Linked DNA regions of Homo sapiens: all the other regions are linked to region 2. A link is an interaction called in ENCODE POLR2A ChIA-PET data of the cell type or tissue named here. Cell type or tissue: endothelial cell of umbilical vein. All regions are shown on one strand. Links, peaks and the distances in the headings refer to the core of each region. The heading gives the core; the rest is flanking DNA. Region 1 has its middle 6.0 kb from the start of ARPIN-AP3S2. Region 2 holds the start of MESP1 (mesoderm posterior bHLH transcription factor 1). Region 3 overlaps TICRR (TOPBP1 interacting checkpoint and replication regulator).

Region 1 (10,346 bases), core at 2,693-7,692, 170 kb after region 2:
AGGTGCCTAGGAGTCTAGCATGAGCTGTCAATGTTGGAAGAAGAAAGCACCCTCTCCCTTCCCTGCTACACACACACACACACACACACACACACACACACACACACAGACAATGACTTTCTTGGGTCCTAGGCACTTTTGTTTTCAAAGGACCCTTTCTCCATTAAAAATTTTTTAAAAAATTATTATCTTACCACTGGGTTGGCATAAAGATGAATATATGAATTATATATATATATATATATTTTTTTTTTTTTTTTTTTGAGACAGTCTTCCTATGTTGCCCAGGCTGGAGTGCAGTGGTGAATCTTGGCTCACTGTAACCTCTGCCTCCCAGGTTCTAGTGATTCTCCTGCCTCAGCCTCCTGAGTAGCTGGGATTACAGGCACTCACCACCACACCCGACTAATTTTTGTATTTTTAGTAGAGATGGGGTTTCACCATGTTGGCCAGGCTGGTCTCAAGCTCCTGACTTCATGTCACCACCTGCCTCTGCCTCCCAAAGTGCTAGGATTACAGGCCTGAGCCACTGCTCCCAGTCTAAAGTGTTTTCTTCAACCTAAACATATATTTTTTTTTCTGCATCCAATCATCCATTACTAAACATATTTTTAGGAAGAAAGAGCACCTGTAGTCCCAGCTACTCAGGAGGCTGAAGTGGGAGGATCACTTGAGCCCAGGAGTTTGAGTCCAGCCTAGGCAACATAGCGAAACCCTGTCTATTAAAAAAAATTAATGAAATTAAATTTAAATTTTAAAAGAATAAAAACATTTTGTGGACCGCTAAAAGTATGATGGGCCTAATGGATGAGTCAGCCCCACTCCTAGCTGGCCTACCTGGCTGCCCGGTGTATGTCTGAGAAGGAAAAACATAGAAAAGCCCTACTGGAAAGCCCCTCTGGGTAGAACTGTCCTTTGGCCCTCTCTGCTCAAAACCCTCCAGCTGCTCACAGCCACCTGGCTGGCATGTCCTCCTCCTCTTTCCCTTTTCTGTGTCACGTTCCCCCTCACTGTGGCTCCAACTGCACAGCCATCCATGGTAGCCACTAGCCACATGTGGCTACTTAAATTTCGATTCTAACTGATTAAACCTAAATTAAATGTAAAACTCAATTCCTCACTTTCACTAGCCACATTTTTAAGTGCTCAATAGCAACGTGTGTTTAGCGACTACAAGACACAGAACATTTCTTTGTTGCAGAAAGTTGTATTGGACAGGGCTGCTCTAAATCCTCTCAGGAAGAGTCATCTGCTTATTAGGCTCTGCAACTTCACCCCATCGGCACAATCTGCAGGCCAGGCACCAGCAAGACAGAGGAACCCAAAAGAAGAAAAGGAAAATTTTTGGAAAGGTTTTGACATTTATTTCCTAAAAAGCATCAATCATCACGGGAAAAAACCCCAGAATTTTGTTGGACTTTCTTCCATGTATTTTGCAGTTTAATAATGTCTCTATATTAAATTATAAACCACAAGGTACCATGGAGACAGTATCAAGTTATCTTCGATTAACACCATTCAACATTTGATTCCTACACTAATTCCTCTTGCTTTGTGTTCCTCCTCATCATCAAACTTTCCAAAATGTCCAGTTTTTTGTTGTTTGTTTTCTTGAGGCAGAGTCTCACTCTGTCACCCAGGCTAGAGTGCAGTGGTGCAATCTTGGTTCACTGCAACCTCTGCAATTCTCCCACCTCAGCCTCCCAAGTAGCTGGGATTGCAAGCGTGCACCACCACGTGCAGCTAATTTTTTTTTTTTTTTTTTTTTTTTGAGATGGAGTCTTGCTCTGTCACCAGGCTGGAATGCAATGGCGCAATCTTGGCTCACTGCAACCTCTGCCTCCTGGGTTCAAGCGATTCTTGTGCCTCAGCCTCTCGAGTAGCTGGGATCACAGGCATGTGCCACCATGCCCCGCTAATTTTTGTATTTTTAGTAGAGACGAGGTTTCACCATGTTGGCCAGGATGGTCTCGATCTCCTGACCTCAGGTGATCCGCCTGCCTCAGGCTCCCAAAGTGCTGGGATTATAGGCATGAGCCAGGGTGCCCGGCCCTCTTTTTTTTTTTAATTGTTAGCAGAAGCAAATTTACAGCTACAGACACCAAAACTTTGGGCCTCTCAGTTCCATGAGCCCCTATTGAGGCCAGTGTTGGAAGGTTCTCATAATGTGTTCACATGGGCATCCGCTTTTGTAAAATTTTCATAGTTAAGGCAATTTTGCTTCAAGCAGAGACTACTTTTTTGCTCAGAATTCTCTTTTGCCTCATGTCAAGTGATGGTGGTGTAAAATATGAATGAGGGGAAACTGACATGGAATACATTTAGTTTGGGTTTAGTGGAATACATTTATGTGGTCTGTACTCTTCTCCACCTATAATTAAATTATAGCCAGCCATCCTGGTGTAGAAATATCCTACCTCCCTCTGTGCCAACTCATCTGGCACAGAGCACAAAGTGGGTGACATGAAGGAGCAGGGCCAGAGGTCACATCTCAGTAGAAATGTGCCCTACAGTGCCTGGCACTGAGATTTTGTGGGTGCTGGAGAAGGAACAAAGTGTGAATCATAATGTGCCAGAAGCTGGTGTGTAGTAGAAAATTCTTTGGGCCGGGCGCAGTGGCTCACGCCTGTAATCCCAGCACTTTTGGGAGGTTGAGGTGGGCGGATCACTTGAGGTTGGGAGTTCGAGACCAGCCTGCCCAACATGGTGAAACCCTGTCTTTACTAAAAATACAAAAATTAGCCAGATGTCATGGTGCACGCCTGTAATCCCAGCTACTCAGGAGGCTGAGGCATGAGAATCGCTTGAACCTGGGGAGACAGAGGTTGCAGTAAGCTGAGATCGCACCCTGCATTCCAGCCTGGGGCACAGAGCGAGTCTCTGTCTCGAAAAAAGAAAAAAAGAAAAGAAAATTCTTCCAGTTATCAGACAGATGAAATTATAAGCAGAAGATTCTCCTTAACTGTAGTCAAAATCAAAGTTCTCTCAGGAATGTCTTCCCTAAAACTGCGCATGTAATTATACACATACCAACCATTTTTCTCCCTGTCTTTTGATGGGCATCAGGCAAAATCAAATTTATCAGGATTCCTGTGTAGGACACAAATGTCTAGCAGTAAAACAAACAGAAAGTGCATTTGTGTGTGGAGTCTTAGACTGTATGCATCAGATCGCATCTTAGCATATCTGACACATCTTGTCCTGACAAAGTCTGGTGGTTCCAGAAGAAATAGCATGCCAAATTGCCACCAAGGCAGTGAAAAAAAAGCCTGAAGAAATTACATACACACCACAGAGCGAAAGAAAAACAAAGAAATCGCTGAAGAGAGAAAGCATAACATGATGCCAGAATGAAGTCCAAACCTATCCATCACATCACATCAATAAATGCAAATGGAGTAAGCCTAGTTTGGAAAGAAAATCTATGATATGCCTTTAGATCAGACATCTATTTCTTTTCTTTTCTTTTTTTTCTGAGACAGAGTATTGCTCTGTATCCCAGGCTGGAGTGCAGTGGTGTGATCTCAGCTCACTGCAACCTCCACCTCCCAGGTTCAAGCAATTCTCCTGCCTCAGCCTCCCAATAGCTAGGTTCAAGCAATTCTGCCTCAGCCTCCCAAGCAGCTAGGATTACAGGCGTGCATCACCACACCCAGCTAATTTTTGTATTTTTAGTAGGGACAGGGTTTCACCATGTTGGCCAGGCTGGTCTCAATCTCCTGACCTCAGGTGATCCACCCGCCTCAGCCTCTCAAAGTGCTGGGATTACAGGAATGAGCCACCATGCCTGGCCTAGATCAAACATCTCTTAATGCCATTCAGAGCCTCTTGGCCTCACATTCTTCCCAGGCCTTTGACCTATTCTGTCTTCACCTCTCTGTAGTGATCAATTCTGCCTAGGGCTCCACTGATTTCACATGGAAACAATCCCTCATGACAGCAATATGAGCATTGTTACTAGTGGTAAGTGGTTCATGATAACCCTTGGCACGAAGTGGCAACAAAATTATTAAGGTTCTCACCTGTAGTTCATTGGGGGTGAGCTGTAGGTGGAGAGTGAAATTGGGCAGGTAAACGGGGCATCTGTGGCATTTGACTGGTATGGAGCAATGATCATTACAAGAAATGTTGAGTAGGCTAGCTTTTATTTGGCCAGGTGTGGTGACTCATGCCTATAATCCAGTGCTTTGGGAGGTCAAGGAGGTAGGATCACTTGAGGCCAGGAATTCAAGACCAACCCACGCACCACAGTAAGACCCTGTCTCTACAAAATTTATTTATTTATTTATTTAGCCAAGCAACAAAAACCTTTATTAACATTTTGAACACTTTTAGCTATTATTGAAACTGGTAATTTTACAAAAAAGTTTTTTTTAATTAGCTGGGTATGGTGAAATATCCCTGTAGTTCTAGCTACTCAGAAGGCTGAGGTGGGTTTCGAGACCATTCTAGCCCAGGAGTTTGAGGCTGCAGTAAGCTGTGATTGCACCATGGCACTCCAGTCTGGGCAACAGAGTGAGACTCTGCATCAAAAAAATAAAGAAAAGAAATGTAGGGTAGACCAGCTTTTATTAACAGCATTGAAACCTTACAAAAAAGAAAATGATAGTCTCAGGATAGCTAACAGCCAACTTTAGATATGTACAAGCCATGGGGAGGCCGGGTGTGGGGACAGGATACAATCATTTTAGAAAACTTTTTTTTTTTTTTTTTGCGGGAGACCAGAGCCTTATTATTTATTACTCAAATCAGTTTCTAGAAAACTGTTTTGGTATCTGTGAAAACCGAACATAGGCAAACCTTATGAGCCAGCTATTCCACTCCCAGGTATACAACCAATAGAAACATTTACATATGTACACCAAGAGATATAGACAAGGCCAGGTGCAGTGGCTCACACCTGTAATCCCAACACACAAGGTGTGAGAATCCTTTGAGCTCAGAAGTTTGAGACCAGTCTGGGGAACATAGTGAAATCTAGTCTCTACTAAAAATAAAAGAAATTGGCTGGGCCTGGTAGATTATCCCTGTAGTCCCACCTACTTAGGAGGCTGGGACAGGAGGACCCCGAGCCAGTGAAATGGAGGCTGCAGTGAGCTCTGGTTGCATCACTACACTCCCGTCTGGGTGACAGAGCAAGACCAAATCTCAAAAAAAAGGAGGAGGATCACTTGAGTTCAGGAGTTCGAGACCATCCTGGCCAACATGGTAAAACCCTGTCTCTACCAAAAATATAAAAAATTAGCCGGGCATGGTGGCACACGCCTGTAAACCCACAGCTACTCAGTAGGCTGAGGCAGGAGAATTACTTGAACCTGGGAGGTGGAGGTTGCAATGAGCCGAGATTGTGCCATTGCACTCCAGCCTGGGCAGACAGAGCGAGACTCCACCTCAAAAAAAAGATATATACAAGAAAATTTATAGAGGCTGGGTGCAGTGGCTCACACCTGTAATCCCAGCACTTTGGGAGGCTGAGACAGGAGGATCACGAGGTCAAGAGATGGAGACCATCCTGGCCAACATGGCGAAATCCCATCTCTACTAAAAATACAAAAATTAGCTGGGCATGGTGGCGCTTGCTTGTAGTCCCAGCTACTCAAGAGGCTGAGGCAGGAGAATTGCTTGAACCTGGGAGGCAGAGGTTGCAGTGAGCCGAGATTGCACCACTGCACTCCAGCCTGGCGACAGAGCGAGTCTCTGTCTCAAAAAAAAAAAAAAAGAAAGAAAGAAAGAAAATTTATAGCAACACTCTTCATAATAGTTCAAAACTGGAAACAATTCAAATGTCTAGAGAAGGTAGAATTTATAAATAAATTGGCATGTAGTCCTACGATGGAATATGATACAGCCATAAAAATGAATGACTGATTGCAACTCACAACATGAGGACTGTCATAAATAGAATGTTGTAGTAAAGAAGATAGTCACTAAAGAATTCATAGAGCTGTAGATTATATCGTTTCATTTATGCAATGTTAAAAAGTTAGGTAAGACTAAACTATATTGTTTGGAAATAAAAGCTTGGGTGGTTATATTCTAAAAGAAAAGCAAGGAAGTTATCTTTGTGGAAGGGGAAGTAGTGATTAAGAGAGCCCAGAGGAGCCAGGCATGGTGTTGATCATGCCTGTAATCCCAGCACTTTGGGAGGCTGATGCAGGAGGCTTGCTTGAGCCCAGGTGTTCAAGACTAGCCTGGGCAACATAGCAAGACTTCATATCTACTAAAATTAAAAAACCTGTGGTTCCCAGCTATTTCGGGGACTGAGGTGGAGGATCAGTTGAGCCTGGGATATAGAGGCTGCAGTGAGCCCTGATTATCCCACTGCACCTTAGCCTGGATGAGAGAGTAAGACTTTGTCTCAAAAAAAAATAGCCATGGGGAGCTTTGTGGCAGTTTTTAAGGAGACTCATTTCCTGAAGCTTCAGGGACAACTGCTAAAAATCGGGCTCAGTATCTGATGACGACAGAGCTGTCAAAGAAGCCTGAGTGTGCAGCCTTGATAGGTCTCCTGTCAAATCACGGCTCCTCTAGGAAAAAAGTGAGGCCCTGGGCTGGGGACCTGGGGTGGATGAGCCTGAAAACCCTGAAAAGCCTGAACTGGAAAACTTGAATATGAAACTTGCACACAACAATTAGGTGGAGATGCCAGAACTTCCTTGACAGTATTGAAGAAGAGGTTATGAGACTCAGGGAGAGAGCAATGTTAAAATGGATTTATTGTCTAGGACCTGAGGACCCACCATCTAACTATACCCAGGCAGCCCAGAGGCAACAAGGGAAGTCAGGTATCTTTGAGATGCCCTGTGGGGTTGATAGAATAGATACTACCATGGAACTAGACTCCCAAGTAAAAGGAGATGATGGGATTTGGGAATGGCAGGGGCCTAGTGGCCACACTTACCTGCCAGGCAAGGTAGATGTAATTGTCAGAAGGAGCAGCCAGGCTAGAGTAGGCAATTAGGATGCCTGGACAAGCTTTATGGTACCAGGGTCAAGATAGGTGGACTGCCTCTGAGCATGATGTTCAATTTGTATTAAAAAACAAACACAGGCTGGGCACGGTGGCTCATGCCTGTAATCACAGCACTTTGGGAGGCCGAGGCGGGCAGATCATCTGAGGTCATGTGTTTGAGACAGCCTGGCCAATGTGACGAAACCCCGTCTCTACTAAAAATATAAAAATTACCCCAGTGTGGTGGCGCACGCCTGTAGTCCCAGCTACTCGGGAGGCTGAGGCACAAGAATCACTTGAACCCAAGAGGCGGAGGTTGCGGTGAGCTGAGATCATGCCACTGTGCTCCAGCCTGGGCAATAAAGTGAGACTCGGTCTCAATAAAAATAAAAACAAAAACTAGACCTGATGGGTAAAAGACTGATGCTCACTACAATAGAAAATTACACTCCCTCATCCATTTCCAGGCCTGAGTCAGTTTTCAGACACAGAGTCCATTGATTGAAGGAGAGGCTGTGCCCCCTCGAGGAACACCATCACATGTATATATGTAAATAGTCCTCGCTGGGCGTGGTGGCTCACGTCTGTAATCCCAGCACTTTGGGAGGCTGAGGCGGGTGGAATACCTGAGCTCAGGAGTTCGAGACCAGCTTGGGCAACACAGTGAAACCCAGTCTCTACTAAAATACAAAAAATTAGCTGGGTGTGGCGGCATGCACCTGTAGTCCCAGCTACTTGGGAGGCTGAGGCAGGAGAATTGCTTGAACCCGGGAGGCAGAAGTTGCAGTGAGCCGAGATTGCACCATTGCACTCCAGCCTGGATGCTGGATGACAGAGGCTCCGTCTCCAAAAAAAAAAAAAAAAAAAAAAATAGTTCTCTAGACTTGCCCCTAGAGGGATCATGGTCATTTAATCAAATAACTGCACAAGGGAAAAGAGACTACCCAGAATTTTATTTATATTATTAATTTTTTAAATAGAGACAAGGTCTTACTATGTTGTTCAGGCTGGTCTTGAACTCCTCAGCTCAGCAATCCTCTTGCCTCAGCCTCCCATAATGTTCTGAAATTACAGGCATGAGCCACCAGCCCGATGCTTTTTTTCAAAAAAAAATTTTTTTTTTTTTTTTTGGAGACAAGGTCTCACTCTGTCGCCCAGGCTGCAGTGCGGTGGCATAATCATAGCTCACTGAAGCATCAACCTCCTAGGCTCAGGTGATCCCCCCACCTCAGCCTCCCAAGTAGCTGGGACTACAGGTGCATGCCACCACACCCAGCTAATTTTTGTGTATTTTTTGTAGAGATGAGGTTTCACCATGTTGCCTAAGTGGGTCTCAAACTTCTGGACTCAAGTGATCTGACCGGTTGGCCTCCCAAAGTGCTGGAATTACAGGCTGAGACACTGCGCCTGGCCCATAATTTTAAAGGATTGTTAAATATGGGTCTGAGCTGACGCTGATACCAGGAAACCTGAAATGCCATCATGGCATTCTTAATAAAGGAATATGGAAGTTAAGCAGTGAATGGAGTTTTGATCCAATTCTATTTCAGTTGGTCCAAAGTGTATCAGGACAATTGACTCTCAAATAGATAAGTGATACAAATTTAAAAGAACTGTAAAAATACTAAAAAATAAATAAATAAATAAATAAATAAATAACTTTAATAGTTTCATTGTGGATGGCTTTTCCTTTTTTATTTCTTTCCTCATATTTTTATTTTTATTTTTATTTTTTTGAGATGGTGTCTCACTCTCTCACCCAGGCTGGAGTGCAGTGGCGTGATCTCAGCTCACTGCAACCTCTACCTCCCAGGTTCAAGTGATTCTCGTGCCTCAGCCCCGCAAGTAGCTGGGATTACAGACATGTGCCACCATGCCTGGCTAATTTTTGTATTTTTAGTAGAGATGGGGGTTTCACCATGTTGGCCAGGCTGGTCTCAAACTCCTGACCTCAAGTGATCTGCCCGTCTCAGCCTCCCAAAGTGCTGGGATTACACGCATGAGCCACCGTGCCTGACCTTTTTTTTAAAGTGACAGGATCTCACTCTGGAGTAACTCACTGCAGCCTTGAATTCCTGGGCTCAACTCTCAGCCTCCCCAGTAATGGTGGTGTGCACACCACCATTTCCAGGTAATGTTTAAACTTTTTGTAGCACCACTGTGCCAGGCCTGGGATGGCTGTTGTAAACAAAACTTAAAGTTTCAGCTATTAAAAAAAAAAAAAAAAAAGGCCAGCTCGGTGTCTCACACCTGTAATTCCAGCACTTTGAGAAGCCAAGGTGGGAGGATCGCCCTAGCCCAGGAGTTTGAGACAAGTCTGGGCAACATAGTTCGACTCCATCTCTACAAATAATTAATAATTAGCCAGGCGTGGTGACGTGTGCTCATAGTCCCAGCTACTCGGGGGGCTAAGGTGGGAGGATTGCTTGAGCCCTGGAGATTGAAGCTGATTGTGCCACTGTACTCCAGCCTGGGTGACAGAGCAAGACCTTGTTTCAAAAATTAATTAATTTGGTCGGGTGCGGTGGCTCACGTCTGTAATCTCGGCACTTTGGGAGGCTGAAGCAGGTGGATCACTTGAGGTCAGAAGTTCAAGACTAGCCTGGTCAACATGGTGAAACCGTGTCTCTACCAAAAATACAAAAATTAGCCAGGCACGGTGGCACACGCTTGTAATCCCAGCTACTCGGTAGGCTGAGGCAGAAGAATTGCTCGAACCCAGGAAGCGGAGGTTTCAGTGAGCCAAGATTGTGCCACTGCACTCCGGCCTGGGCGACAGAGTGGGACTCTGGCTCAAACAAAATAAAAATAAAAATAAAAATAATTAATTTAATTATTTAAAAAAGAAATATTTGAATGCGAAATGACATGTACGTGAGTATTGTTTGAAATAGCAAAATACTAGAAACAACTTAAATGTCCATCAGTGGGGGACTGGCTAAACAAATAATGAAATATCAATTCAAAGAGAGGCTATGCAACCATAAAAAAGAATGAAGCATGTGCATACATGGCATACTGTACGTATGTGTGTGCATGCACAATATTAAATGATTTCACTTACTGTTAACTGAAAGCAGCAAAGTACAGTACAGTGTACTCAGCAGCCACTTATTTAATTGATATTGGCCTGGCGCAGAGGCTCATGCCTGTAATCCCAGCACTTTGGGAGGCTGAGGCGGGCGGATCATCTGAGGTCAGGAGTTCGAGACCAGCCTGGCCAATATGGTGAAACCCCATACTAAATACACAAAAATTAGCTGGGAGTGGGGAAACGCATCTGTAATCCCAGCTACTCAGGAGGCTGAGGCAGGAGAATTGCTTGAACCTGGGAGGCGCAGGTTGCAGTGAACCGAGATCTCGCCAGTGCAGTCCAACCTGGGCGACAAGAGTG
Region 2 (7,642 bases), core at 1-5,000:
CTCCAGAGGCGAGAGGGGCATCCAGGTCTCCAACAGAGCCAGCACGTCGCCCGGAAGGAGCTGTAGGGAGAGACGGAACAGCGCAGCCCTCAAGCACTGGTGGCCTTGTGCGGGTGTCCGCGCTCGTGGGCTCCACTCTCAGGGGGCCCCTAGCGAGGGGAGACCCAGTCCTCTGCGTGGCCTTTCCCTGCCTTCGCTTCTTGGAGCCCTGGGCATACTATGGTGGCCAGGTGGCCAGGCTGCCGGCGGGGAGCAGCAGGGTGCCTGGTCCTCACCTTGGCGGGCGGTGGGGCTGTGCGCGGGGGCACGGACGAAGGGGGCGCGGGGAAGGGGACACTAACCGGGGACGGTGGGCTTGGCTCCATCGCCTGCCCTTCAGGGCACGCCGCCTCGGCGAACAGCGCAGGCGGGTCGCGCGGCTCGGGTGCAGCTCGGGCTCCGGGGCAGGCAGGCGGGGATCCCCAGGACGCCCCGGCGCGGACGGCGGATACCAGGCCCAGCCCGCGCCCCTGCCCCTGCCCCTCAGCCTGCGTCCGTGTCTGCATCTGCGCGGGGCAGTCGTCGGGGCACAGCGGGCAGCCCCGAGGGGACCCCGCGTCACCGCGCTGCCGGCACCGGCGCTGGAGACTCTCCTCGCTGAGGCCTAGCACGGCCGACAGGTGGCCGATATAGCGGATAGCCAGGCGCAGCGTCTCGATCTTGGTCAGGCTCTGGCCCGCGGGCGCCACGGACGGCGGTAGAAAGCGGCGCAGCTCGTGCAGGGCGCGGGCCAGCGTGCGCATGCGCAGTTTCTCCCGCTCACTGGCGCTCTGCCTCTGCCCGCTGCCCAGGCGGCTGCTGCGCGCGCCGCGCCTACCTACGGAGGGGGCGCGGGGGTCCCGGAGGGTGCCTGGCCGCGCGGGGCTCGCCACGGGGCTGTCGGCTGGGGTGCTGCCCCATGAGTCTGGGGACGAGACGAGGGAGCGGCCGCAGTCCTTGTCGGAGGGCGGCGGCCGCCGAGTTGGGCCCCAGGCCGCAGAGAGCATCCAGGACTCGGAGAGCGGCGGGCACAGGGGCTGGGCCATGGCAGCGGCGGCGCGTCTGGGGGCCGGCGGCCGGCGGCCGCTTTATGCCGAGCCCGAGGTGTGAAGTGGCCCCTTCCAGGCCGCATCAGCACATCAAAGTGGGCTCGGGGCTTGGAGGGGGCGGAGCCTGACCCTTTGAATCCACGGCGGGGGGCCAAGGTGCCAGCCCCTTGACTGCGCCTGTTTCGCCCCACCTGGGCCCTCGCTTGGGCGCCCGACCCAGCCTCTCGGCCTTCCCGCCTGCGCCCAGTGTTGGGTGAAGCCCGGGGCGTTGGGCCAGCCCTGCAGGTTAAAGGAAGCGGGGTCAGAAAAACGAAATCTAGATCCTAGGTTTGGGGCCTGCCTTCACCTGTTGGGGACCTTATGCAAATTCTTAGTTCTTTTGCACCTTAGCTTCCAATTTGTATAATGAGAGCCTCAGGGCATGCGCCAATTGGACAGTGGAGTAGAGTAAGGACCAGGAGCAGGGACCCTCATTCCCTCTAAAGGTGGAGAAAACAGTAAACCACTTCTCCTTTGAGGCAGGATGGCCCTGGGTAGACCCTTCCCTGGTAAGAACATGTGGACAGTGCAAGGAAGCTTGCACCCCGGCAAATTCAATAAGCTGCCGAGTCTGGTCAGGATGCTGGACCTTCTGAGCAGAGGGAGGGGGTTAAGCCTGCTCCAACCCCAGGCCACCTCTAGCCTGGCAAGGTCTGGAGCTTGGCCTGTTGCCACAGCTGTCACCACTGGCCTTTACCTGATGTTCTGCCGCTATTGGACAGGTATAACAGGTTTTCCCAATGAAATGTGAGTGGAAATGACGCAGCAAAGGCATTTGACAAAATCCAACACCCTTCGTGATGAAAATTCTCAGCAAACTAAGAATAGAGAGGAATTTCATCAACCTGATGAAAGGCTCCTACAAAGAACCTACAGGTAGCCTCATACTGAGTAGTGAAAGACTGAAATCTTCCCCCCACCCCCCGATTGCAGGAACAAAGCGAGGGTGTCTCTCTTACCACTCCTATTCAACATTGTACCAGATGGAGGATCTAGGCTATGCAATTAGGAAACAAAAGACATACAGGTCAGAAAGGAAGAAATAAAACTCTTTTCGCAGGTTATGGCAGCTCTGGGCCCTGCTGCGCATGAGCCTGACCAATTTAAAGCGGAATCCTGGCTCCAGGAAACCCATGAGACGACCAAAAGGTCGGAGAAGAGGTAGAAAATGCGGCAGAGGCCATAAAAGAGAAAGGCAGAGAGGAAACTGGCTCTGCTGGGCTTTGGGGATGGCCAGACTCTATTTTACATCGGAATCCCAAAATACAGATTTAATGAAGGACTTAGCTTCAGACACCAGTATCAACCTTTAAGTATCAATAGACTGTAATATGTTACTGATTTGGGTCGTGTTGATCCTACTCAACCTATTGACTTAACCCAGCTTGTCAATGGAAGAGGTGTGACCATTCAGCCACTTAAAGAGGATTATGGTGTTCAGCTGGTCGAAAAGGCCGCAGACACCTTTCAGGTGAAAGTTAATATTGGGCCGGGCGCGGTGGCTCACACCTGTAATCCCAGCACTTTGGCAGGCCAAGGGGGGTGGATCATGAGGTCAGGAGATTGAGACCACCCTGGCCACCGTGGTGAAACCCCGTCTTATTAAAAATGCAAAAATTAGCCAGGCATGGTGGCACGTGCCTGTAGTCCCAGCTACTTGGGAGGCTGAGGTAGGAGAATCACTTGAACCCGGGAGGTGGAGGTTGCAGTGAGCTGAGATCATGCCACTGCACTCCAGTCTGATGACAGAGTGAGACCCCCTGTCCAAAAAAAAAAAAAAAAAAAAAAAAGTTAATATTGAAGTACAGTTGGCTTCAGAACTAGCTATTGCTGCAATTGAAAAAAATGGTGGTGGTGTCACTACAGCCTTACAGGATCCAAGAAGTCTGGAAATTCTATCCAAACCTGTTCCATTCTTTTTGGAGACAACCCATTCCAAAAAGAATGCTTCCTTCTGAAGCACTGGTACCATATTCCACCAATGCAAAGAATCGTGGGAACCTGGCAGATCCTGCCAAATTTCCTGAAGCACAACTTGAGCTTGCCAGGAAGGACAGTTCTAATTTACTGGATATCACGAAAGAAGAACTCTTCAAATGTTCAGTACTCAGAAGGATCCAAGGCAGATTTTCTTTGAGTTTGCTCCAGGATGGGTGCTGAATATAGTAGATAAGAAAATCCTAACATCTACAGATGAAAATCTCCTCAAGTACTAGAGCTCATGAATTCCCATCCAAGAAAGCAGAGTTGTTAAAGAATATTAGAAAAGGGCCAGGCACAATGGCTAACACCTGTAATCTCAGCACTTTGGGAGGCCGAAGAGGGTGGATCGTGAGATCAGGAGTTTGAGACCAGCCTGGCCAACATGGCGAAACCCCGTCTCTACTAAAAATACAAAAATTAGCCAGGCATGGTGGCAGACGCCGGCAATCCCAGCTACTCGGGAGGCTGAGGCAGGATAATCGCTTGAACCCGGGAGGCGGAAGTTATGGTAAGCCAAGATCGCTCCATTGCACTGCAGCCTGGATGAAATTTCACCTGGCCCCTCAGGAGTTTGAGTTTGCACCCTGGTCTTAATAGGTACTTCGTGCATGGCTATCTGCTCTCCAGCCAGACTGTGAAGTACCTGGTGTCTGGGTGTCTGGCATCATATCTTTACCTGTTTTCAAGCGGAATGGTTTCTTTCAGTGCCAGATGTCTGATTTTTTTTTTTTTTTTTTTTTTTGAGACAGGGTCTGGCTCTGTCGCTCAGGCTGGAGTGCTGTGGCGCAATCTTGGGTCACTGCAACCTCCGCCTCCTGGCCACATTGAAAGACAAAGAATTTTCTTGAATCACATATAAAATACAGTAATGAGGCTGGGCACCATGGGATCAAGCCAGTAATCCTAGCACTTTGGGAGGGCGAGGCAGGGGGATCACTTGAGGTCAGGAGTTCGAAACCAGCCTGGCCAACATGATGAAACCCTGTCTCTACTAAAAATACAAACAATTAACCTGGTGTGGTGGCGCATGCCTGTAGTCCCAGCTCTCGGGAGGCTGAGGCAGGAGAATCGCTTGAACCTGGGAAGTAAAGGTTGCAGGGAGCTGAGATTGTGCCATTGCACTCCAGCCTGGTGACAGAGCAAGATTCTGTCTAAAAAAAGAAAAAAAAAATACACTAATGATAGCTACTGCACTAACAAAATTGCAAAAAAAAAAAAAAAAACTCATAATGTTTTAAGGAGTTTACGGAATGTTTAAGAAGTTTATTTGTGTTGGGCCACATTCAAAGCCATCCTGGGCCGTGGGTTGGACAAGCTTGGTGTACACCAAACCACTCATCGTCCCCTCCCTCCTCCACCCCCTTTCCTCCCTACCCCTCCACTCACCCCTCGCCCATCTTCTCTGCTTAACTGGCCTGGTTCTCAGCAATACCAGCTTTCTTCATGGTATGAAATTGCAGGGATTCCCACTTCACCTTCTCCTTCCAAGCCGTCACCAGATGACATCCCTTCTTTCTGTATTTTCTTCAGGTCCACCTCTTTCTTTGCTTTTCTTTCCATTACCCGAATCCAGTCTTTCTCCCAACTTCCTTCACCCAGTCTAATCTTCTGTAGGAAACATTTCTTCCATCTTCCCTTCAATCTACATTCTTTCCTCTGGCCTCCAAGATCTCTGGAATGTGGATCCTCTCAGCCCTCAGGCTGTCTCTGCTCTGGGACACAGACCCCTTGGCACATGAGACTTGTCTTCCTCTGTTTTCTACACACACACACACACACACACACACACGCACACACCAAGTCCCACCTCTCTGCCGTTGTCCATGCCACTGCCCCACCCTGTAGTGCCCTCATTCCTACTTAGCAAGCTTTCTAAACATCAAAACCTAGCTCAACATTTTTATTTTTATTTGTTTGTTTATTTATTTTGAGATGGAGTCTCGCTTTGTCACCCAGGCTGGAATGCAGTGGCACCATCTCGACTCACTGCATCCTCCACCTCCTGGGTTCAAGCGATTCTCCTGCCTCAGCCTTTCAAGTAGCTGGGACTACAGGTGTGTGCCAGCACGCCCAGCTAATTTTTGTGTTTTTAGTAAAGACGGAGTTTCTCCATGTGGAACTCCTGACTTCAAGAGAGCCTCCCAAAGTGCTGGGATTACAGGCATGAACCACTGTGCCCAGTCCCAGCCCAATTTTTACCTTTGATGAAGCTTTCTCTGAACTTTAGTATGGTAGTTTTCCAAACTATTTGTCTTCTTGTTCATGCTCTTATGTTTTAAATCCTAATTGTTTCTAGTAGATTGTAAACTCCTTTGGAATAATGTCAGTATGTAATACTTTGTTACTTATCCAAGCAGTACAGGACACTCAGAGTTGATTAGCTGATGTGGAATAGATATGTGTCCCAATTTGTGTTTGATTGTTTTCTTTCTTTTTTTGAGAGAGAGTCTTGCCCTATTGCCCAGGCTAGAGCACAGTGGCATGATCTGGGATCACTGCAGCTTCTGCCTCTCAGGCTCAAACGATCCTCCCACCTCAGCCTCCTGAATAGCTGGGACCACAGGCGCATGCCACCATGCCTGACTAATCTTGGTATTTTTTTGTAGATATGGGGTTTCATCATGTTGGCCAGGCTGGCCTTGAACTCCTGACCTCAAGTGATCTGCCCGCCTCAGCTTCCCAAAGTGCTGGGATTCCAGTTTTGCTGGTCTGATGTTTTGCATTCCCCCATAGCTTCCAGCCCAGTGAGCCTGATGGGTGAGCTGGTTTGTAGCGATGATGGCCCCATGGCATGGTACCTTCTCCCTGGGCATGTCTCCCACCCCTCCTTCCTGGGATCTCTTCTGTCTCCTGCTGTTCTTGGCCTCCTCTGACACCTTCTGTTCCTCCTCCTCTGCAGTCTGTCCCAGCAGCCCCAGAATGCCTATGCCCAGGATCACATCCAGGAGAAGCAGTGCCAGCCAACCCCTAGAGTGGGGAGAAGGGGAGAAGCCCCCTCCCTGTGCATATGCCCTAGGATCCATCTACACCCAAGGACAGCCTGGCCCAAGAGGCACTTCCTCAGCCTGCAGCTGTCAGCAGAGCCCACTCCTGGACTGCAGCAGATGGATGCCTTCCTGGGCTCCAGAGCCAACTCAGGAAACTGGCATGGGGGCCCAGTGACTGGGCCTCTTTGATGCCACTAGGCCCCAAGGGAACATGCGGTTGGGAATTGGTAAAGTGTTCTGTGTGCCGGGGTGGGAGTGGGTGCAGAGAAAAGGCCAGAAGGCGGCCGGGCATGGTGGCTCACGCCTGTAATCCCAGCACTTTGGGAGACCGAGGCAGGTGGATCACCTGAGGTCAGGAGTTCGAGAGCAGCCTGGCCAAAATGGTGAAACCCCATCTCCACTAAAAATACAAAAAAATTAGCTGGGCATGGTGGCAGGCACCTGTAATCCCAGTTACTTGAGAGGCTGAGGCAGGAGAATCACTTGAACCCAGGAGGTGGAGGTTGTGGTGAGCTGAGATCTCACCATTGCACTCCAGCCTGAGCAACAAGAGCAAGACTCCGTCTCAAAAAAAAAAAAAGAAAGAAAGAAAGAAAGAAAAAGAAAAAAAGAAGAGAGAAAAGAAAAGAAAGAAAAGAAAAGGCCAGAAAGCAGAAAGGCTGGACCTCAGGAGGCTCCAGGTGCCCTGTGGTCCAGGGACTGCTAAGCCTCTCAATGCCAAGAAAGCCCTGATTCTCGCATGATTGTGACTTCATTTCGTAGCTTTACTTGAGTAAACTCAGAATGACCACAAACTCGTGTTTTATCTTCGTATCTTTATTTGCAAGTAGAGCATTTGCTTTACACATAGTTACAAAGTCAACACGTGCAGAAGGTAGAGCAAACCTGTTTACCATCCTGCTCTGGGGCTCCCAATTGCCTGTGCCAGAAGAAACCGCCATTACTGGGTTGTCAACAATGCTTTGAAATGAATTTGGTTTTGGGTTTTTTTGTTTGTTTGTTTATTTTCTTTTTCTTTTTCAGGGTCTTGCTCTGTCACGCAGGCTGGAGTGCAGTAGCGCAATCTTGGCTCACTGCTGCCTCGATCCCCTGGGCTCAGGCAATCCTCCCACTTCATACTCCTCAGTAGCTGGAACCACAGGCACCGTGCATCACCACACCCAGCTAATTAAAAAATATTATTTTGGACCGGGCGCAGTGGCTCACACCTGTAATCCCAGCACTTTGGGAGGCCAAGGTGGGTGGATCAGGAGGTCAGGAGATTGAGAGCATCCTGGATAACACAGTGAAACCCCGTCTCTACTAAAAATACAAAAAAATTAGCCAGGCATGGTGGCGGGTGCCTGTAGTCCCAGCTACTTGGGAGGCTGAGGCAGGAGAATTGCTTGAACCCAGGAGGCGGAGGTTGCAGTGAGCCGAGATGGTGCCACCACACTCCAGCCTGGGTGACAGAGCGAGACTCTGTCTCAAAAAATATATATATAAATAAAAAAAAATATATATATATTTTTTTTTGTAGAATCTGAGTCTCACTTTGTTACCCAGGCTGGTTTCAAACTCCTAGCT
Region 3 (10,822 bases), core at 5,757-10,756, 140 kb before region 2:
GAGACAACTAGAGAAATTTGAAGAAGCGGTGTATGCTAGATAATATTGTATCAATGCTAAAGATATTTTGAGTGTAATAATGGCGTTGGGGTTATGGAGGAGAATGTCCTTGTTTTTAGGAGATACATGCTGACCTTTAGGAAGTGAACAGTTGTTTGCAATTTACTCTCCAGTGTTTAGGGGAATAACGTACATACAGAGAGAAGGAAGGAGAAAACAAATATTGTCAGTTGGTGAACTTTAGTGATGGGCGTATGTTTAATTTTATTATTATTTGAAACTTGCTATAGAAATTAAGCTTTTCAAAACATTGGGAAAATAGAGAATAACAAACCAAATTTGGCTTTCAGGTCATAAATCAATTTCACCAACAGCCTAAGTTAGGTAACAGGAACTCTTATAATGGAGATAAGGAAACAATTTTTAAAACTTTGGTGTGTGTTATTGATGTCCTTAATAACCTTAATGTGAACCTTTATGTCATTGATGGGTAAACACAAGGGTTGCTCCCAGTTTGTGGATCCTAGATTATTTGGTTTGGGTTTAAATGATTAATCTTTGAAGAATTCACCCTTGGTGAATTTTTGGATCACTTCCACCAGACTATCTTAAGATTAAGGTATTGTCTTGCTGGCTTTGCCACGTACTTCTTGACTTTTCAGCTATTTTTTTCTAACTTTGAGTCTAGATGATGAGAACTTTCATGCTTTGGAGTCAAGAATAAAATTTAAAATGTCCCAGCAGCTTAGTAAAGTAGTCAGAAGAAGAAGAAAGAAATTATAGAATTGAACAATTCTTTGCTCAATGCTGAGCTGAATACACAGCAGCAAAAATGTCCAAAGTGAGAAAAATAATCATAACATGGGATATATTAAAAGGACGATGACCTATGTTAGCCATCCTCTTACTTAAGAATTATGTCCATCTTACATTGAGTAGCTTCTAACTCAATAAGTGGTGGGGGCCTTCCTTGTGTTCCTGAAAAGTTAGATTTAAATTGAATTCGTAATGGAATACTACAAACCACTGTATACCAACAAATTGTATAACCTAGATGAAATGGACAGACTCCTAGAAAGATACAAACTACTAAAAACAGACTCAAGAAGAAATAGAAAATCAGAATAGATCTATAACAAGTAAAAAGTTTGAATTAGTTATCAAAAAACTACTCACAAAGAAATGCCCAGGACTAGAAGTTTTCACTGCTGAATTCTATCTAGCCTTTAAAAAAGAAATTAGCACTAGCATTTATTATGGTCAACTGATATTCAGGGTACCAAGACAATTTGATGGAGAATGAATAGTCTTTTGCACAAATGATGCTGAGACAACTGGATATCCACATGCAAAAGAATGACATTGGACCCCTACCTCATGCAAAATAACATATAAAATTTTTTTTAATTTGCAAAAGTAAATATTTTTAATGCATTATGGGAATATGCTATTTAAGGAAACCTTATTAGCATATGTGACAATAGCAATCTGTAGTTTCCTCAAGGAGCTTCTCTGTTTTGGTTATCTTTTCTCAGATACGGCATTTATTGATGATAATCTTTGGGTTTTTCTTTTTCTTTTAATTTTTGATGCTTTCAGAAGTGACCAAAGTTCGAAGAAATCTTTTCAACCAGGAATTGCTTTCCCCTTCAAAGAGATCACTAAAGCGGGGGTTGCCTAGAAGCCATTCTGTGTCAGCTGTGGATGGTCTAGAGGATAAACTTGACAACTTCAAGAAGAACAAAGGTACCACATTTCAGAATAGCTAGGAAAAAGGAAAGGGAGATTCTGTAAGATTAGTAGTAATGTACCGTCTTTCTTTCCTGATTTAGTAATTTGAGTCTTCTTCCCTCTTTTTTCCTTCAGTCTAGCTAAAGGTTTGTCAATTTTGTTAATCTTTTTTTTTTTTTTTTTTTTTTTTTTTTGAGACAGGTTCTTGCTCTATCACCCAGGTTGGAGTGCAGTGGCGCAATCTCAGCTCACTGCAGCCTCCACCTCCCAGGCTCAAGTGATTCTCCCACCTCAGCCTCCTGAGTAGCTGGGACTACAGATGTACACTACCACACCCAGCTAATTTTTAAAATTTTTTTGTGGAGACATGGTCTTATCATGCTGCCCAGGCTAGTCTCAAACTCCTGAGCTCAAGCGATCTGCCCTCCTCGGCCTCCCACAGTTGCTGGGATTATAGGCATGAGCCACCACACCCAGTCAATTTTGTTAATCTTTTCAAAGAATTTACTTTGGTTTATTGTTTTTTCTCTATTGGTTTTCTTTGTCTTTTTTTTGAGTCAGAGTCTCACTCACTCTGTCTCCTGGGCTGGAGTGCAGTGCCGTGATCTTGGCTCACTGCAACCTCTGCCTCCCAGGTTCAAGCGCTTCTCCTACCTCAGCCTCCCCAGTAGCTGGGATTATAGGTGTGCACCACCACACCCGGCTAATTTTTGTATTTTTAGTAGAGACGGGGTTTCACCATGTTGGCCAGGCTGCTTTCCAACTCCTGACCTCAAGTGATCTGCCCGCCTCAGCCTCCCAAAGTGCTGAGATAGGTGTGAGCTACCGCGTCTGGCCTCTATTGGTTTTCTAATCTCAGTTTCATTTTTTTTTTTTCCCTCTATTGGCTTTGGTTTTTGTTTGCTCTTTTTCTACTTTTTTAAGGTGAAGTTTAAGCTATTGATTTGAGATCTTTTTTAATAAAGCACTGCTTTAGGCATATCCTATAAATTTTGATATGATTTGTTTTTGTTTTCATCATCTCAAAATATTTTCTAATTTCCCTTGTGATTTCTTCTTTGATCCATTGGTTATTTCGGAGCGCATTAATTTCCACATATATGTATTTCCTAAATTCTCTTCTCTGCTTATTCTAGTTTCATTCTATTGTTGTAAAACATACATTGTATGATTTCAGTCTTTTGAAACTTGAGACTTATTTTGTGGCTTAACATTTGGTCTATCCTGGAGAATGTTTAATGTGTGCTTGAGAAGAATGTGAAGCATTCTATAGATGTGTGTTGGGTCTAGTGGATTTATGGTATTATTCAAGTCTTCTGTTTCCTTGTTGAGCTTCTGTTTTATTGTTTATTTATTATTCAAAGTGGCATATTAAAGTCTCCAGCTATTATTGTTGAATTATTTATTTCTCCCTTCAGTTCTGTCAATTTCTGCTTCATGTATTTTGAGACTCTGTACTTAAGTATATATGTCAATAATTATTATGTCTTCTTGATCAATTAAACTTCTTACCAATAGGTAATGTACTTTGTGTTTTGTAATCTTTCTTGGCTTACAGTCTGTTTTGTCTGACAATAATACAGCTCCCCACCCACCAGCTCTTTTGCATAGGATATCTTTCATTGTCCTTTTACTTTCAACCTTAGTGTCTTTGTATCTAAATTAAATATCTTATAGACCTCATAGAGTTGGATCATGTTTTTTTAATCCATTCTTCTTATCTCTGCTTTTCAATTGCAGTGCTTAATCCACTTCTATGAATGTAATTACTAATAAGGAACAACTGTCATTTTCTATGTTTTATGCTTTTTTGTTTCTCAATTCCTGTTTTTTTGTATTTAGCTGATTTTTTGTAGTATACTAGTTTAATTCCATTCTTTCTTTTTCTGTGTATTTTTAAGTTGTTTTCTCAGTGGTTACCTTGGTTAACCCAGCTACTGGTTACCTCAGTTAGCATCTTAAGCTTAAAAGAACCTGGCTTTATGAATAAAGCCAACCTCTTTTCAATAATATACACTCTGCTACTATGTATTTCTGTCTCTTCTTCTTTATATTGTTGTAGACTGCATCTTTATACATTGTGTACCTGTTAATACAGACTTAAATTATATAGGGTTTAAAAAAAAAACAAAATTACCATAATGCTGGCTTTTATATTTATCTGTCTAGTTACCTTTACCGTTGTTTTTTATTTCTTCTCATGGCTTTGAGTTATTGTCTACTACCTTTCATTTTAGCTTTTCTTACAGGGTAAGTCTACTGATTATGAACTCCCTCAGCTTTTATCTATTTGGAAATGTCTTACTTTCTACTTTATTTGTGAAGGACATAGAATTTTTGGTTGACAATTTTTTTTTCCCCCTTCAGGACTTCAAATGTGACATCCACTGCCTTCTGGTCTCCCAAATTTCTGATGAGAAATCAACTATTAATCTTATTAAGCTGCTTCTCTATTGCTGCTTTCCAGATTCTCTCTTTGTCCTTGGGTTTCAACACTTTGACTACAACGTGTCTCAGTGTGAATCTCTTAGAGTTTATTCAGCTTGGAGTTCGTGGAACTTCTTGGATGTATATGTTCATGTCTTTCATCAGATTTTTGGAAGGTTTTAACCATTATTTCTTCAAAAAATTTTCTGCCACTTTTGGTCTCATTTCCTCCTTAGACTCCCATGATATATGTGTTGGTACACTTGATGGTGTCCTACAGGTCCCTCAGACTTTGTTCATTTTTTTTTTAATTATTTTTTCTTTCTGCTCAGGCTGGATAATTTCAATTACCTTATCTTCACGTTCACTGATTCTTCTGCCAGCTCAAATCTGTGGTTGACCCTTCTAGTTAGTTTTTTCATTTCAGCTCCAGAATTTCTACTGGATTCTTTTTTATCATTTCTATTGCTTTATTGATATTCTCATTTTGTTCATATATTATTTTCCTGATTTCCATTAGTTTCTTATATATGGTTTAAGTGAGCTCATTGTGCATATTTAGAGAAGTTGATTTAACATCTTTGACTAGTAATTCCAATGTCTTGGCTTCCTTAGTGACGGTTTTTGCCAAATTTCTCTTTTCTGGTAAATAGGCCATACTTTCTTGTTTCTTTGTATACTTCGTAGTTTTTTGTTGAGGACTAGTTATTAGGGATATTATAATGTGGTAACTGCATGGAGGTCAGATCCTGTCACCCCTCAGGGATTCCTGTTCTTTGCTTATTAAGGATCTCAGCTATTCATTTGTGCCTTTTCTGAACTATTTGTGTAAAGTATGTATACCTTGTTGTGTGTGGTCACTGAAGTTTCTGTCTATTATCTCTGTGGTCAGCCAATGACCTAAGAAGGATTTCCTTAAATGTCTGATTCAAGAAACGAGGAGGGGGAAGGTGTGTCTGTCCCTTAAACTTCTGATAATTGGGAGAAACCCACTGTAGCCTAAGAGAGCTGAAACCAAGGCAGTGTCTGCACTGCTCCTACAGGAATCTGCCTGGTTGACCAAAGCATGCAACCCCCAATTTTTGGAGGACGAGGTCTTCACTGTCTGCCCTAGCACCAGCCAGCTGCTCCTGGAATGTGGGCTGCTATCCCAATAGCTACAGCAGGGATGAGAAAAGGGAAATGGTAGCCAGTTCATGCACATCATTCCCTTCCTAAAGATCATCAGTCTCTCCCATCATCAAGCACTTCCTAGGTTATTACAGGTGTTCAATCAAGTTGCCAGGTTCCAAAATAGTGAATTCTGATCTTTTTTTCTAGTTTACTAGTTATTTGGGTTGAGGGACTGACCCCTAGAGCTTTCTTCTCCATCATGTTGCATAACCTCACTCCCCTTGGAGATTACAATTAAGATATTAACTTATAACAGCCTAGTTCTCATTGATACCAATTTAACTTTGACAGTTTATAAAAACTTTGCTATTGTATAGTTCTACTGACTATCCCTTCTTAGTTCTATATTGTCATGCAAATTACATCTATACATTGTATGCCCATCAACACTGATTTATAATCATTACTTTGTATTTTAAATAACAGGGGGGAACAGTTACAAATAAAAAACACTTTTATAATGTTTTTCTTATATAGTTACCTTTACCAATGCTGTTTAACTCTTTATGTGGACTTGAGTTACCCTAGTGCCCTTTCCTTTCAGCCCACAGGACTCCTTTTAGTATTATTTATAGTGTAGGTCTGCTAATGACAAATTCTGTTTTATTTTGTTTCATTCTGAGAATGTGATGATTTCTCCTCATTTTTGAAGAATACTTTCATTGGGTATAGAATTCCTGGTTGGCAGTCTTTTTTCTCTCAGCACTTTGAATATGTCATCACACTGCCTTTTGTCTTTTGTTTCTGACGAGAAAGCAGCTGCTAATCTCATCAAGGATCTGTACACGATGAATAGCTCTCTGGCTTCTTTCAAGATCTTCTTTTTTTCACTTTTGATAGTTTGATTATGATTTGTCTGGTTTTGGATCTCTTTCACTTTATTCTACTTGTATTGAGTTTCTTAGATGTGTAGTGTCTTTCATCAAATATGGGTCATTTTTAGCCAATATTTATTCAAATGTTCTTTCTGCCTCTTCCTTTCTGTCCTTTCCTTCTGGACTTCCGGTATGTGTGTGTTGTGCTTGATGGTGTCACAAGTATCTGAAGCTCTGTTCATTTTTCTTCATTCTTTTGTCTTTATCTTCCTTAGACTGGATCATCTCAATTAACCTTGTCTTCAAATTTGTTGACTCTTTCTTTGCCACCTCAAATTTACTTTTCATTTTTGTTATACTTTTTAACTCTAGAATTTCTATTCGCTTTTTTTTTTTTTTTTTTTTTTCCGTCTGTTGATATTCTCTGTTTGGCAAGTCATTGGACTCATATTTTAGATCTTTAGGTATGATTTTCTTTAGTTCTTTGAACATATTTAAAACAGCTGATTTAAAGTCTTGTTCTAGCCGGGCGCGGTGGCTCACGCCTGTAATCCCAGCACTTTGGGAGGCCAAGGCGGGTGGATCACGAGGTCAGGAGATCCAGACCATCCTGGCTAACACAGTGAAACCCCGTCTGTACTAAAAATACAAAAAATTAGCCGGGCGTGGTGGCGGGCGCCTGTAGTCCTGGTTACTCCGGAGGCTGAGGCAGGAGAATGGCGTGAACCCAGGAGGCAGAGGTTGCAGTGAGCCGAGATCACGCCACTGCACTCCAGCCTGGGCAACAGAGCGAGACTCTGTCTCAAAAATAAATAAATAAATAAATAAATAAAGTCTTGTTCTAGTAAGTCCAATGTCTGGACTTTCTCAGGGACAGATTCTGTTGGCTGATTTTTTTTCCCCTGTGTATGGGCCATACTTTTTTGTTTTGTTTCTTTGCATGACTCATAATTTTGTTGACAACTGGATTTTTTTTTTTTTTTGAGATGGAGTCTTGCTCTGTCACTCAGGCTGGAGTGCAGTGGTATGATCTTGGCTCACTGTAGCCTCAAACTCCCTGACTTCCTGGCTTAAGCAATCCTCCCACCCACCTCAGCCTCCCAAGTAGCTAGCTGGACTAAAGGCATGCACCACCACTCCTGGCTAATTTTTGTATTTTTTTGTAAAGATGTGGTTTCACCACGTTGGCCAGGCTTGTCTTGAACTTCTGGACTCAAGCAGTCCGCCTGCCTCAGCCTCCCAAAGTGCTGGGATTACAAGCATGAGCCACTGCACCCAGCATGGATATTTTAAACAATATAATGAGGCAGCTGTAACAATCAGATCCACCCCAACCCTGCCAGGATTTGTTATTGTTTTTGTTTAGTCACTTTTCTAAACTATTTGTTTAAATTTTGTATTCTTTATCATGTGTGGCCACTAAAGCCTCTGCTCAGTGGTCTTAGTGGTCAACTAATGATTGGACAGAGATTTCCTTAAATGCCTGGAACCCATAAGTTTCACAGCCCCTACTGAGGGGCTCTGTGTGTTGGGTCATGCCTTCAACACTCAGCCAGGCAGTTTAGAATTCCACTTCACTTTCTGTTTTGCCAGAGCCTCAAGGTTAGCCATAGGTGGCAGCTTACAGGCTTCTCAAGTCTATCCTCGGCACATGCACAGTGCTACACGTGTGTGGACTTTTGGATGCCTAAGAATGTCATCAGAGATTTGCAAAGTCCCCTGTGATGTCTCATTCCCCAATTTTCCCAATTAAACTTTTGGCCAGCTTGTTATTGCACCAAATGTTACCACCACCTCAGGCAGCTGTAACATTTAACAATTGCTGCTGATTGTTTTCAGTAAATGCTGTCAGGGAAAAAGGTGGTTTACACTGTATGAGTTCTGAGTCAGGTCAAAGCAAGACAAGCCTTGATTTGAGTAGGATTCTCCAGGGAACTGCCAGACAGGTTAATGGATGACAGTTATCTGAGAATGGAGTTTTGGAGGAGCTCCAACCCCATTCTGCCCTGTCCAGAGGCTGCTGGGCTGTTGGTTTTCACTGTGATTGTGGGAAATTGATTTTTAAAGCTACCGTAGGGCTAGGGGGAAGGGGCAGGGACTAAGGCAAGTTAAAGCTTCCTGAGATTCAACCATTTTTCTTGAACAAATACTCCCTAGATTGTTGCAAACCTTTAATTAATGTTCAGAGTTCTGGAAAAGATTTTTGACCATTTTTCCCAGTGATCTCTGTTCCTTTATGGAGGAGAGTGTTCAGAGGTCCTTACCTCACCATTCTTACTGGCATCACTCCTCTTTACTAATCATTTTAAGCTCACTTTAAATCAGTCCTCTCATAAGTAGCTTGGCTGCCTACTCTACTAAGAAATTTTATGCCACCTACGTTTATCTTAATAATTAACATTTATGTGGCATATCGGCATTTTCACATATTTCATTTAATCATAAATACTAGAACCACCAACTAGGTGTTAGTCTTAACAAGTGAGCAATTTTCATTTTTTCAGGATTGCTTATTAGATAAAATTTTATATTTATATTGTCTTTTTTTTTTTTGAGATGGAGTCTCCCTCTGTTGCCCAGGCTGGAGTGCAGCGGCATGATTTTGGCACACTGCAACCTCTGCCTCCTGGGTTCAAGTGATTCTCCTGCCTCCGCCTCCCAAGTAGCTGGGCTTACAGGCACGCACCACCTCGCCCAGTTAATTTTTGTATGTTTAGTAGAGATAGGCTTTCACCGTGTTGGCCAGGCTGGTCTTGAACTCCTGACCTCAAGTGATCCGCCCTCATTAGCCTCCCAAAGTTCTGGGATTACAGGCATGAGCCATTGTGCCCAGCCTATATTTACATTGTCTTATGTCATTTTTTAATCTCTAATAGTGCTGACAAACTTCTATCATGTTGAGTCCTGTAACCATAGAACTTAGCCCAAAGACCATTAAGATCCTCTCCAGCTAGGTAATAAGCCATACAGAAGTTCAAACTGCTCCCTTGGCCTTACTGCTGCTTCTTGATGAGGTTAAATGAAATTTATGATTTAAGCTGTGTTTACATTTTAGGTTATCACAAACTGCTGACTAAGAGTGTGGCCGAGACTCCAGTGCATAAGCAGATCTCCAAAAGGCTGCTGCACAGACAAATCAAGGGCAGGTGAGTGACATCCCCATCCGGGCTTCTTCATACACCCACACCACCTCAAAGCGGCCTTGTGGGCCACTACTTCGCTTCTCTTGACCTTCATGACTTAAATCTTAACTATGTTGCTTAAAACCAAAGAGCATTCTATAAGCTCTCCATGGGAGCAGGAGAACCATATAAAATATACACTTGTCTGGCCTCAATTATTTTGAGATTCATCCATGTTGTTGCATGCAATAGTTCATCCTGTTTTATTGCTGAGAAGTATTCCATGGAATAGATACTCCACGGTTTTTAAATCCATTCATCTGTGAACATAGAGAAGGTGGAAGTCTGGGATCCCAACTCAGCCTTTGCTGACAGAGGTGTGGGTGGGGCTGCAGTTTTTTCTGCAGCGATTGGTTGGAGTAGGGCTGTTATTGTCTGAAAGTTTTCTGTCTTGCTTGGCTGACCCTTTCCTAGTTCTTTGGCTTGAGAGCTCTCCTTCCTTGGGGCATCTGTAGTTTGCTCCTGGTATACCTGGGTTGTCAGCTTTTCTGGCACCCAGTCTAGGGGTGTAGGCAGCAAACAGAAAACCCAGGGAGCTAGCTCACTGCCCTCCTCAGGTCCCAAAGTCCCCAGCCAGGCTGCCTTCTTCTCTCTGCCTTTCAGAATTGTCTCCTGCTCATTGTATAGATAATGTCATGGGTTTTTAGCTTGATTTCAAGGGTAATAGAAGCACACCTCCTTCTATTTTGTCAGAAACCCATCTCGACATTATTCGTATATGGATTTTACACACTTGTGAAGTTTATAGGTTAAATTGCGAAAAGTGAAATTGGTGGGTCAGAGGCATATATATTTTTAATTAAATTTTTTATAACATCCTTGACACATTGGCAGAAATTAAGGCTCTTAAACAGAAACTTGAATGTTGCTGCTCATTACTGTGATAGTCTGATAGTTTGGTATAATTTTTTAATATATTAATGGGGTTTATAATTCTGATGTTGTAAAATTGCTTTCCAAAAAATAAAAGCAAAACAAAACCACATTCTAACCATCTCACTCTTTTTCTGAGTAGGAATCTCACTCTGTCACTCAGGCTGGAGTGCAGTGGCACAATCCCAGCTCACTGCAACCTCTGCCTCCCAGGTTCAAGTGATTCTCCTACCTCAGCCTCCAGAGTAGCTGAACTACAGGTGTGTGCCACTGCACCCAGCTATCTTTTTTTTTTTTTTTTTTTTTGAGACAGAGTCTAGCTCTGTCGCCAGGCTGGAGTGCAGTGGCGCGATCCTGGCTCACTGCAACGTCTGCCTCCCGGGTTCAAGCGATTCTCTTGCCTCAGCCTCCCAAGTAGCTGGGACTACAGGCGCATGCCACCACGCCCAGCTAATTTTTGTATTTTTAATAGAGTCGGGGTTTCACCATATTGGCCAGACTGGTCTCGAACTCCTGACCTCAAGTGATCCGCCCGCCTTAGCCTCCTAAGGTGCTGGGATTACAGGCGTGAGACACTGTGGCCAGCCTCCCTCTTGACAATAATCACGTATGAGAGCCCTT

Evidence for each region. ChIA-PET counts read pairs that join two places held together with the same protein. Peaks named below come from ENCODE experiments on the same cell type or tissue, not always from the same donor. Only the 100,000 strongest peaks of a DNase experiment are listed, where the experiment ranks them.
Region 1: POLR2A ChIA-PET joins it to region 2 with 6 read pairs; 4 of 35 experiments call an interaction of 5 or more read pairs at or near these places.
Region 3: POLR2A ChIA-PET joins it to region 2 with 8 read pairs; 3 of 35 experiments call an interaction of 5 or more read pairs at or near these places.

What each region holds. Positions count from the first base shown.
Region 1 is chr15:89,913,783-89,924,128 of GRCh38, forward strand. No RefSeq gene overlaps it. Among named protein-coding and RNA genes, the nearest start is that of ARPIN-AP3S2, 6.0 kb to the left of the region's middle. In endothelial cell of umbilical vein, for the core only: no CTCF peak of the experiment used is centred there; no DNase peak of the experiment used is centred there; H3K27me3 peaks cover 159 bases.
Region 2 is chr15:89,750,168-89,757,809 of GRCh38, forward strand. It overlaps MESP1 (mesoderm posterior bHLH transcription factor 1), which reads right to left and starts at 1,082. Exons shown (of 2, transcript NM_018670.4): 1 at 342-1,082; 2 at 1-60. The coding sequence starts at 1,064. It also overlaps the pseudogene MRPL15P1. RefSeq lists silencers at 353-642, 703-1,132. In endothelial cell of umbilical vein, for the core only: a CTCF peak has its summit at 677; a DNase peak (open chromatin) is centred at 724; H3K4me3 peaks cover 1,337 bases.
Region 3 is chr15:89,607,204-89,618,025 of GRCh38, forward strand. It overlaps TICRR (TOPBP1 interacting checkpoint and replication regulator), which reads left to right. Exons shown (of 22, transcript NM_152259.4): 15 at 1,600-1,746; 16 at 9,202-9,292. It also overlaps a transcript of KIF7 not described here. Among named protein-coding and RNA genes, the nearest start is that of TICRR, 37 kb to the left of the region's middle. In endothelial cell of umbilical vein, for the core only: no CTCF peak of the experiment used is centred there; no DNase peak of the experiment used is centred there.